2 separate regions of the Mus musculus genome follow, and region 1 is linked to region 2. A link is a contact called in ENCODE POLR2A ChIA-PET data. All regions are on one chromosome and are shown on one strand. The core of a region is the stretch at or near the end of the contact, and the rest is flanking DNA. Distances in the headings are between cores, read along the strand shown. Region 1 overlaps Tm9sf4 (transmembrane 9 superfamily protein member 4). Region 2 holds the start of Tm9sf4 (transmembrane 9 superfamily protein member 4).

Region 1 (5,744 bases), core at 748-3,247, 37 kb before region 2:
GGCCTTGATACCTAGAACAGAAGCCATGCAGGGGTAGTAGTAGGGATGGGCAGCTCTGGGCTCCCAGGGAGGAGAAGCCACATGCACAGCAGGACCACTGTGGTGGGGAAAGGTCCTGCAGACTTTTCTGCCACAGGGCTCCTGGCCTGGCCAAGAATCTCCTGTGGGGAAAGCAGAGTGCAGATGGGGCCATGTGAGCTTCCAGGGAAGATGGAACCTCAGCATCCCAGGAGCCTCCAGGGAGGCAGTGGGGACTGAGAATCCCAAGGAGTCATGAAGGTGCCATAAGGACAGACACTACACAAGGGCTGCTGTGTGAAGACAAGGGAGAAGGCAAAACTGCTAGAGTTTGGTTAAAATGAAACTTCACAGCATTCTCCCAAGTGGAGAAGAGCAGGGCATGGCTCTGGAGTAATAAAAGAACTCCATTTTAATAAAATTCATTTTATTCAACAGGACCTCTTATATCCTAGGTAGCTGGCTTTGAACCTACTATGTAGCCAAGGACGACCTTGAACTCCCGATCCTCTTGCCTCCAGCTCCTGGGTGCTGGGATCGGAAGGCATGCACTAGCATAGTGAGTCCATGAAGTGCTGCAGCCGGAACTCAGGGTTCCCAGCACGCTAGGCAAGCACTCTGCTAACTGAGCTGCACCCTAGGCTCCCAAATTCAGTGTTTGGATGTGCATGTGTCTGGAAAAGCCTACAACAGAAAGCTAACAGTGCTTCTGTAGAAGGGGGGTGGGGTTAGAACTGATATTTTTCATCTTCCCCATCATCTTCTGTAAGTCATTTTCTATAAGGCTTGTGCAAAAATCAGTATGTTAACAACATATTAATGTGGGAGGGTAAATTTGTGCAGCCACTATAGAAACCAGTATAAAGTAAAAACACAGATCCCACATGGCTCAGCTCTATTACTTGGGTACAGATGCAGAGAACTTTCAGTCAGCACACTACAAAGACACTTGTACATCCACCTCTACTGCTGCACTGGTCCCAACAGCCAGGAAATGGATGTACCGAAGATGAAGAAAAGGAAATACCAACACTCTGCGGGAAATGGATGGAACTTGAAACTGTTATGTTAAAATAAGCCAGACTCTGAAAGACAAATACTGCAAGTTTTCTCTTATACATAGAACCTACACTAAACATTTTTGTATCTACATTTATATATGTGTATATGTAACTCATGAAACTAGAGAGGGATCATTAGAAGGAAGGAAGAGATCTTCACGTAGGGGAAATAGGGTAATGGAATACATGTGATAAGAAAGCAGAAGTTGGGAGTCAGCTGGGGAAGAAGGGGAGCAGCCAGAGGGGGCAGGGACAAGGAAGAGGACAGTGAGTAAAGACTGAGTGAGTGACAAAGCAGAGTGACAGAGTGTAAAATGCTGCAATGCAATGTATTACTGTGTATGCAACCTAAAAATAAGAAACAGAGGACATTAAATGTTTAGAACAGTATTACAATAAGCATCATTCGTTGTAAATTTTAAATCATATACTCTCATTTTAAACATCTCTGTTGAAGGAGAAAGATGGAAAGAGTACACATCTAAAACCTCCACGGTAGGTATTCACCTCTGGATGGCTCCACTGCTTCATTTCCTACTGTCTCTGTGCTCTTTAGAAAGCCCACCTTGAATACCAGGGTGGGGGAAGTGTTCATGCTGCTGGAAAGCAGCAGCCTACACTCATACCATATCCAGAGTCCTTAGCAGCCCTAACAAGCACCTGCCCCACCCTCCCTCCGTCACAGAGTCCCGAGGAGCTGCTGGCAACCTCAAGGCTTAATGGGAGCTCCACTCTGGGTTGGTGCTGACAGGATGCTGAGGTGAGCCTTCTCCACGAATACCAGGCAGCTCTCACTTGATTAAACCACGGGGAATTCCCCGACTGGCCCCTGGAGTGTGGAAACCTCCCTTTAGAGAAGTCATCTGTGGCCAGCTGTTCCCAAGCCTGCAGAAAGGCCAGGGCCAGGGCACAGGCAGATGATAAGATGGGCAATGCTGGGGAAACCCCAGCCAACCTTCAACCCCTACAGCTGGGAACAGAACTCTGGGGGCTCAGAAAAGGGAAGGGAACAGTAACAGGAAATGTCCTTAGGGAATAGGACTGAGCCTCACCAGCTCTCCTTGCTGGAGAGGGGCTTGGCAGCGGGGAAAGGTACTTACTGCTCCTGATGAGTGCTTTCCCCAGATGAAGCAATTCAACACAAAGCAGATGCCGAAAACCACACCAGGATACAGTGTCGCTGTCTGGGAGCAAGAGGAACAGGTTGGGGAGCTGCATCTGGCTTCCCACAGGTCCTTGGGGAGCTGAGGACCAGAGGCTTCCTTTGGGTTTCTGCTTAAGCACAGCTTCTTTTCTGATCCCACACAAGACAGGCCTCCTGTTCTGAGACTTTGCAGAGCCCTGTAACTGCTTTTTCCTTGCTCTCAACCTACTTCCTAATTATAGATGGTGGTCACCTTATAAAGGGTCTACTTAGGATCTTTTGAATTGGCGATGTTCTGCCGGTTAGAGGCCTTCTGTAGCAACCACACTAACTTTGGCGTGTGAGATATACATCCATCTCCGACTCTATCAAACTGAGATGTAATCTCACCGAGACAAGGAGCACCAGCATATGCTTTGCTGCCTGATCAATGTCTGTTTCCCCATTACACTGTAAATCCTGTACTCTGTTGTGTTCTCATCACACAGCACAGCAGCTACTCACTAAGTATTTGCTTCATAAATAAATAAAACGGCCAGAAAATATGTACGTTTAGGCTCCAACTCCAACTGCCTAAAATAATGGTTCAGCTTTAGTAGCTTCTTAAAGATGGCAACTGTGGGCTCTACCTGTACCATCTCACCTCACCCTCACTACAGACAGGTTTAGAAGAGACCCTACTAAAAGATAAGGGCATCTCTCCACTCTAGATCACACTTTATCAAGGGCAGAGCAGAGTTTAGAACCTAGACACCCTCCAAAGCCTGATTTCACGCAATGTAATCTAGTCAGTCTCTCAGGCTAGAGGCCAGGCACAAAAACCCAAGGCCCCAGGCTTACACTTGAGTCTCATCCTTCCACACTGGGATGATCTAGGCATCCAGATAGGTCACTAAGCACAGAGGTCAAGGCCCAAGCTAACACTCAAACTGTGTATTAACTTCTTTGGCTCACTGTCTCCCATCCAATAGCTAGTCACTGCTCTTGTGAGTTCTTGTCCTTGGGCCCTCTTGTGGGTCATCAACATCTTGTGGTATGAGTGTACCAGAGGTTATATGTTGCACCTATCCCCATTGGAGAGATGGAAACCAGAAGTTCAGAGAGGGCTGTTTATGATTATCCATCAAGAAAAGCCACGTCAAGACTAGGATCTAGCCAGACATGGTGGTGGTGCATGTCTTTAATCCCAACACTCAGGAGGCAGAGGCAGGCATGAGTTCCAGGCTAGATTGGTCTACAAAGTGAGTTCCAGGACAGCTATAGCTCTGTTAAACAGAGAAACCCTGTCTCAAAAAAAAAAAAACAAAAAAAAAACACACGCACGCGTGTGCACACACATACACTTAATTAAAATTAAAAAAAAAAGTCTCTCCTAAGCTACGTGTCTCTACGCTCTCAATCCGCCATCCAACAAACATGGATCAGGTAATGCAGTTTGTAGAGCCCAGCCAGCAGTTTGTAAAGGACTCAATTCGGATGGTTAAAAGATGCACCAAACCCGACAGAAAAGAATTCCAGAAGATTGCCATGGCTACAGCTATAGGATTTGCTATCATGGGATTCATTGGCTTCTTCGTGAAACTGATCCATATACCCATTAATAACATTATTGTGGGTGGCTGAGTCCTTCTCATCACAGGACGAGTGAGCCAGAGGGGGGGACAAGGGCATGAAGTAAATAAAGCGTTGCCTGGAAAAAATTAAAAAAATAAAAAAAAAAATACTAGAATCCCAGCTGGGTGTGGTGGTGCACATCTGTAGTCCCAGCACTCAGGAGGCAGTGGCTGGCAGGGGGACATCTGAGTTCAAGGTAGCCTGTTCTACAGAGTGAGTTCCAGGATAGCCAGGGCTCTACAGCGAAACCCTGTCTCAAAAAACCAAACCAGGGCTAGAGAGATGGCTCAGTGGTTAAGAGCACCGACTGCTCTTCCTAAGGTCCTGAGTTCAAGTCCCAGCAACCACATGGTGGCTCACAACCATTTGTAATGAGATCTGACTCCCTCTTCTGGAGTGTCTGAAGACAGCTACAGTGTACTTACATATAATAAATAAATAAATATTAAAAAAAAAAAAAAAACCAAACCAACTAACCAACCATACAAACAAAAAGATCGCAAAACCTAGGATCTCAGCAATTCCAGCTACCTAAAATATTCCTTAGGCCCAGTTCAAATGTCAAGATGTCTTTTCTTTTTTGTTCCTTTCCACTGTATAGCAGAGAATTCCTCCTCTTCCTTTCTGACTGAAACTTACAGTCTGGGCACCACATCTAACACTGTGAACAGAAAGAAGAAAAGGTCCCTGGGAGAACCCCAGCCTGCACTGCCCCATTTCTGTGGACTTTTCCACCTCCACGTGTCTTCACTCTGGCGACTGCCGTGTCAGCTGGCTGTCACACAGCCTGGCAGCCAATTCTCTCTAGTCTGTTGGGTGTGCTGTTCTCCTGGGATGCGCTCACCACTCTGAATCCACTAGTCTCTTGCTCCAGTCACTAGACAATGCAAGCAAAAAGTTGCCCAAGTTCAACCTCTGTATCACTCTGTGGATGGAGCATCTGCAATGCTGAGATACTTTTGGAAGCTTAAGAGAGCCTAGAACCGGAGACTGTGGGCCCTAGCCCCCACTGCTCCACCATCACGTTGTTTAGCTACTAGCTTAAAAATCCATATCAGGGCCTACCTAAGCTCCTGAGTGCTGTAGGAAGGGTGTCTCAGGCCCCAACAAATGCTAGGAAAAGGAGGAGGAGGAGAAGGAAGAAGAAGAGGAGGAAGAAGAGGGGGAGGAGGAGAAGGGGGGAAAGGAGGGGCGAGGAGGGAAGACTTACACAGAAGGCTCCTTTCTTCCACCTATGGCCTTTTAGAGTTCGGTAGAGACGGCCAGCAGAAAATCCACCAAATACCCTGTTGTAGGAAAAGGCAGAATCCACAATAAGGAGTCCTGTAAGTGGCGTGAAGCAGGCTTGTGCCATCCCCTGGGAACATCCTCACATACACCTACCCCATGAACATGAAGAGGAAGCAGGCAGTGGTCATGAGAGCTCCCCGGCTGGACGGCGACAGCATCCCAAGCATGGCCACGACTACAGAGGGGACAGAAGGCAGGCTCAGGATCAGGGTGTTTTGTCAGGCCTGAAGCTTCTGATGGGCAGACATATAGGCTGCTAGACAAATGGGGCTAAGAAGAGATTCCCTTCTTTTTTGGCCTTTGAAACAGCAAAGCTCTTTATACGGAAAGACTGGGTTGTAGCTGGGGTTTGGGGAGGGGGGGGGTTGGAGCAGCTGCTGGGTCTTGGCAGTCTGAACCTTCACCATACCTTCTTGTCCCCAGAGCCCTTGGAATGAACCACACAACCCGTTGAGAGCATTCTGAACACCTGCAAGCTGAATCTAACTTGACCCTCTAAGATGGAAGTTAGCCTCTCCATTTCTTAGACAAGGAAACTGAACCCAACAAGGCTAGGTGGCTATCAGTCATAAAGCTCAAAGGTTGAGGGTGAGAGATAAATTTAGGCAGACTGACTC
Region 2 (6,205 bases), core at 1,095-3,594:
ATCACAAGCACACTTACTTCTAGCAAGTGCGGTTCTTATTTGTCTCTGGTTTCGTCCCTGATTGCTGTTTGCTACGCTACCCTTCCCCATGGTTCCGGTGTTAAAAGTCTTCTATAGATTCCTTAAACATGTCATTCAGCCATCACACTTGCCATTTTCTTTGCCTGGGACATTCTTTGCAAAGCTGGTTTGTTTGTTTGTGTTTTGTCTGTCAGTCCGTCCCAGCTATGATGCCCAGTTACTGCCAATCACCATCCCGTCACCTTGCTACCCTCACAGCATTTAGCAGCACCAGGCAGGTTTCCTGGAATGAGAGTGGGCCCACGAGGGTGGGACCATGACCCTCTGACAGTCATATACCTAGTTCCTGGCAGTCACTGGACATTCAAATATTTGCTGAATGAAGAAACGTACACCAGAAATACATATTGCTAACTTATAAACTCTTAAAAGCTCTGTACAGGGCAGGAATTTCCCTGTGCAGTGCTATAAATGCCACCTTACTAAACTCTCTATGAACAAGAAAGGGTGTGACTTCCTGGCTTCACATTCGCCTTATTCTGAATGTGATAAAGGAGAAAAAGGATTTCAACATCCCACTTTAGGGATTTACCCCTCTTCATGATTCATACTGAAGTCTGTGGCCACAGAAACCAGGGAAAGCTTTGAATCTGCTTTTCCCCTAAACAGAGCCAAATATCGAACTTAGGCTCCTGGGTACGCTCAAGCAAGTGCTCCACAAAAGGGGTTACAATCCGCAAAACCTTGAACATTTTTACCTGATTTCTGGGGTTATAAACAAGGAACCTAATTTAAAAAAAAAAAAAAAAAAGTCAGCCGTCTGCTAACAGGACAGACTCCTTTCATGAATTAACCTGGCCCTGTTTAGAGAAAACCAACATCAAATAACTTAAGCAAGAATTTTCCTTCAGTAGAGTCAAATGTCACAAGCTTTTTCTCTGAGTCTTTCTTGTCATTCACTACCACGATGGAATTAATTTTATCTTCTGAGGCAGCAATGTACAAGACCACCCAGGAAAATTCACTTTCGACTTTTGTTCTCATTTCTTGGCAAACAGAATTTGAGGTGAACTTCTCTTAGAAAATCTGACCTTCAAAAACTTAATTCTGTGGTTGATAAACAGAAGTCAGCTAGTGACTCATCCTTCAGGCACAGGTATATTACCTCCACTCTCATCCACAAAGAGACTTAATTCTAGTCAGCTTCATGATAGTGACCCTTTATCTGTAAGGAGCTGTGTGGAGTGGGAGGGGGATACAGACAGGCAGGGCCAGAGGTGTTTTTAAACGGTAACCCAGGGACCACCTCCATTATAAACACAGGACTGTTTGTGAGACTATAGATTCCTGAGCATGGCCTAAGGTATTGCAATCTTTGGGAGTGATGCTCAGGAAACTATTTAAACATGCCTCCCCACCAACAACCCAAGATCCCCGTGCACAGTGGGGTTTAAGAACCAATCGGATAAAAGCACTTTAGGAGAGACAGATTTTGACAGAAAAGGCAGGAGAAGGGCAGGGCCTGGGGATGGGATGATGGGCATGGGATGCCCTGGTACAGCAGCAATCAAGCGGGATGCGCTATGGGAACCGCTGAGGGTGCAGGTAAGGACAAGGCTCGGGCTGGTGCGAGCAAGGTGGCACCCGCAGACTGGTTAGGCTGATGGGTATGTGGAGAGCTGGGTATGAACGTGAGGAGGAGGAGCGAAGGCAGAAATAACGGGGGCCTCTCGGGAGGAGACAAAGCCTGGAGGGGAAGAAATGGGAAATAGGGGTGACAAGGGGCGGGAACGAAAGCTGAAATGAGAACCGTGAAGGCATGAGCCGAAGTCTTCCTTCCAAGCGGCACCTCCCCTAAAACTCCAGGCCCTGACAAGCCTAGATGCCATGCCAAGGCTAGAGAAAGGGACTTTGTAGAGGCCGACCCAGTCAAGGGTAACCCGAGCAGGGGTTCTGGAGGAGGCTGGGAACCAGGCATGGGGCGCTGGAAGGTCCTGGGCTATCCAGGGGGGCCCTGCTCCAGCTCCGGTTCCCGGAGTCTCCTTCACTCACCATCGCCGCCGCCATCTTGGATCCACGTGTCGGCGTGATGACGTCAGCGGAAGTGGTGCTTCTGTGGTTACGGAGTGTAGCTCCACTAAGGGGACTCCTGGCTTCAGATTCTTCTGTAGTCGCAGTAGTGAGGAGGTAAAAGAAGCTTAATTTCTCCTTGGCAGATTGGCCTTGGCAGTGAGGTCTCTGACTAGGTGAAGAGAACGTACGGTGTAACTATTGGAGCCATATTGACTTCTGGCAGACCCGCTCCTCCGCCTACTCCTTTTGCATTGTGGGTAATGGGGGTGTGTGGAAATAGGCGCGCTCCCTGGATGCTTTCTTTAGTATTGGCAGAAAGAGTCGTTGCCAGGGTTACCCGGGACCTTAATTGTGAAACGGAAAGCATGGTAAACCCTCTCTGACAGCTTCTGATTTAGAGTAATTTGTAATTATATGTTTAAATATTTATTTGACTATAATATAGTCTTACTAATCGGCCGTAATAACTATGAAGGTAGGACTCTGTCTTTCCCTTACACTGCGTTTTTGTCGTCAGTGAAATGGGGCAGAGATTTCTAGATTTTTTTTTTTTTTTTTTTTTTTTGGTTTTCCGAGACAGGCTGGCCTCGAACTCAGAAATCCGCCTGCCTCTGCCTCCCGAGTGCTGGGATTAAAGGCGTGCGCCACCACGCCCAGCTCTAGATTATTTTTATAATTGGCTTATGTTAAGTATCCACTGACACAATCATATAAAGTATTCAATAAATAATTGTCATTATATAACGTATGTACATTCCTTCACACATATGGTAGGTGTCCCAAACAATATGCTTTGTTAAATGAGTGAATGAAAAGCAGAACACTTAGTGAAAGGAGACATTTTTCAATGTGGACTTCTCCATTCTAACTGGCTTAATGTATGACTTGAAGCAAGTCACTTAACCATCTTAAACTTAACTTTCCAGTATTGACTTAAAAGGGTCTGGGGAGGACTCAAAGGATCATAATGGAGAAAGACTGTTTGGTTCATATATACCACTGTAAAGTGTACAAAGAGCCAGTGCGGTCTTCTTAGATGGATCCAAAAAGCTGTTAAGAGAGTAGTAATGAGTTCTGAGGATATAGTTAATTTAGCAGATAGCCTGCCTAATCTTTAGCACTGGGACTTGTAATCCCCAAACTCAGAAGGTCCAGCAAGAAGAGTTCATGGTTATCCTGGGACATGTGAGACCTTGCCTCAGTCATCATCGTTACTATCATCTTTATCATTATCCGTGTTCAGTGGCTCACACTGGTAATTTTTGCGCTCAGGATGCTGAGGAAGGAAGGCATGGTGAGTTCAAGACCATCCTGAGCCATAAAGAGAGCCACGGGCTAAACAGAAAACTCAGCATTGCTTAAGTACTGTGCCAAAACTGGTCTTAAGATTTTTAGTTATCTCTTCTGCACCTTGGCAAGGAACAGCTGAGCTCTGACCACCACTGTGGTCAGTACTGATTACTACCGTGGTGGATTTTTTTCTGCATAAATGTCTACTAACAAGCCTCTCCTTCTTGCATGTTATGAGCATACTGGTTCTCCTGTCAAAAGGTGAATTTTTTTCTCTTGTTGAATGCTGGGGTTAAGTTACTTGCTTTGACCAAATAGAGTGAATTATAAGTGTCTTCCACTTCTGTGTCTAGGCTGTAAGAGGCTTGAAGCTTCTCCTTCCTCCCAAGGATATAAATATGGCTGGGTGTCCTGCTGCATAGACAGGTCTATGTCATTCCTCACAGAGTTCTAGAAACCCCACCTGACAGTTACACATATAAAGGAAATAAGTTTGTGCAGTTCAAACCTAGCAAGCTACTAACTAAATATAGAACATGTGAATATCCTTATTGATATTTGGAACAAAAGAACTACTTGGTTGAGCCTAGTTGATTTAGTATTGGGTTGGATTGTTATGAGTGCTGAAAAACAAACCCATAAATGCCTGGGACCAACACACCATCCCAAAGAGCAGATATATTCCCAAGAGGCACAGAGCTAGAGAAGCAGGATGGATTTACTAGATAGTCTTGTAGTAATTCTGAATTGCAGACTTGTGGCCAGTTCTACTGCAACTTAAGTCCTGGAAGTTTCTTACCACTATGTCTGGTTAAAGAGTAATACTGATGGGGCTGGAGACATGACTCAGCAGTTAAGACCATTGGAAGATCCTCTTCTAGAATATCAGAGTTTGAGTCCCAGCATCAACATGGCTGCGCACAACAGTCTGTAACTCCAATTTCCAGGGGGTTTGATGCCCTCTTATGGCCTCTGTAGGGACCAGGTATGTGAATGATGCGTAGCCATATATACAGCAAAATACCCCTACACATAATATAAAAGAAGATATTTATATTGATAAGGAAATATATATATTTGAGACAGGGTTTTGCTGTGTAACCCTGGCTGTCTTGGAATTCACTCTGTAGACCAGGCTAGCCTCAAATTCAGAGATCCACCTGCCTTTGCCTCCTAAGTGCTGGGATTAAAGATGTGTGCCACCACTGCCCAGCTCCAAGATGGTCATTTTTAAAAAAATTTATTATGTACAGTATTCTGCCTGCATGTCAGAAGAGGGTGCTGAGATCATGTTACAGATGGTTGTGAGCCACCATGTGGTTGCTGGGAATTGAACTCAGGACCTTGGAAGAGCAGTCAGTGTGTTCAACCTCTGAGCCATCTCTCCATCCCAAAGATTGTCATTTTTAAATGTTGTTACATATATTTATTTACTTAGTGTGTGTGTAGGGGGGTGTTGAGTGTGTACATATGATCATATGCCTTGTTGCACATACAGACTTTGTAGGAGTTGATCCTCTTCTTCTACAGTGTGGGCCCCAGGGTTTGAACTCAAATCTTGAGGCTTGGCTGTATGCATCTTTACTCACTGAGCCATCTTGTCAGCTCAGTATCATAGATTACCCTTCACAGCAGGTAGCATCTATTGCTGTTACACTATAACCAGCACAAAAATATATGATTGTTTTAAAACTTTCCTCCTGTTGCATACAGTTGCTCAAGCCCCTGATGAGCCATGACAGGCCTTCATTATTTCAGTTTCATCTTTTATTGCGTTCTATGCTAAAGTCGTTCCTCCATTTCACAATCTCCATTTCAGCTTCCCTAGTTCTGGGATCACAGGCATGCACTGCCACACCCAGCATTCTCCTATATATTTCTCATGAATGTGAACAAGTTCTAAGTCTATGTTGATATTAGAACACTATCTGGAAAGGGTATGACATCAAGCAAGTTATCATTGTGAGTATCTGAAGCTTATTCAGTGAGGAAACTATAGACCCATCCCTTAGACCAGTGGCTCTCAACCTTCCTGATGCCACATCCCTTTAATACAGTTCCTGGTGTTATGGTGACCCCCAATCATAAAGTTACTTTTGTTGCTACTTTACAACTGTAATTTTGCTACTGTTATGAATCCTAATGTAAATATCTGTGTTTTCTGATGGTTGCAGGCAGCCCCTGTGAAAGGGTCATTTGACCCCACAAAGGAGTCATGACCCTTGTTACATATATTTATTTACTTAGTGTGTGTGTAGGCGGGTGTTGAATGTGTACAGCAATAGATGCTACCTGCTGTTTTCTAGGGAGCTGCACGCACTAAAGGGGGCTACCCGCTCCCAAAGGGGTGATTGTGTGGTAAGTTCACCATTCTGGGAACAATAACAGCTGAGGCTTTTGCAGTTTAAAATATACATGCAACACACACACCCCAGGCACAGTAATGCACATCATGGCAGAAGAAAGCCCAGCCCACTCTAAGAGAAAGGAGCCCTGGCTTTGGAGGTAAAAGGCAGGAGAGAGACAGATCAGGCTGTTAGGGTGGGCAGTTCTCTAAAGTCTACTCAGAGATTTAGGCTTTAGCCAGCTTTACCATTCTTCTGGCTCATTCATCTTCCTCCAGGTCTAGTATGGTAGCTAAAGAAAACGATTATAGGCAGAAGGAGAGATATAAAAAATAAGGGACAAAGAGCCCATACCAGTTGACTTATAAAAAGGTTCCTTAGGGTTTAGCATGTTCCCTGCAGTTCCCACTCACAGCTCACACCACCTGTAACTGCAGTTCCAGGGGACCTGCTACCCTCTACTGGCCTCTATGGGT

Evidence for each region. ChIA-PET counts read pairs that join two places held with the same protein, here RNA polymerase II (POLR2A).
Region 1: POLR2A ChIA-PET joins it to region 2 with 11 read pairs in embryonic stem cell. The contact joins the enhancer-like site here to the promoter of Tm9sf4 in region 2. POLR2A ChIA-PET finds 5 or more read pairs at or near these places in 4 of 5 experiments (Patski and embryonic stem cell).

Annotation. Positions count from the first base shown.
Region 1 is chr2:153,194,869-153,200,612 of GRCm38, reverse strand. Tm9sf4 (transmembrane 9 superfamily protein member 4) reads right to left here. Exons shown (of 18, transcript NM_133847.3): 11 at 5,221-5,302; 12 at 5,048-5,123; 13 at 2,180-2,263. It also overlaps the pseudogene Gm20094. Among named protein-coding and RNA genes, the nearest start is that of Tspyl3, 28 kb to the left of the region's middle. Within about 2 kb of position 1,997, at least 1 of the 3 ENCODE cell types and tissues checked has a DNase peak (open chromatin) inside an H3K27ac peak, as active enhancers do.
Region 2 is chr2:153,157,440-153,163,644 of GRCm38, reverse strand. Tm9sf4 (transmembrane 9 superfamily protein member 4) reads right to left here and starts at 2,344. Exons shown (of 18, transcript NM_133847.3): 1 at 2,074-2,344. The coding sequence starts at 2,088.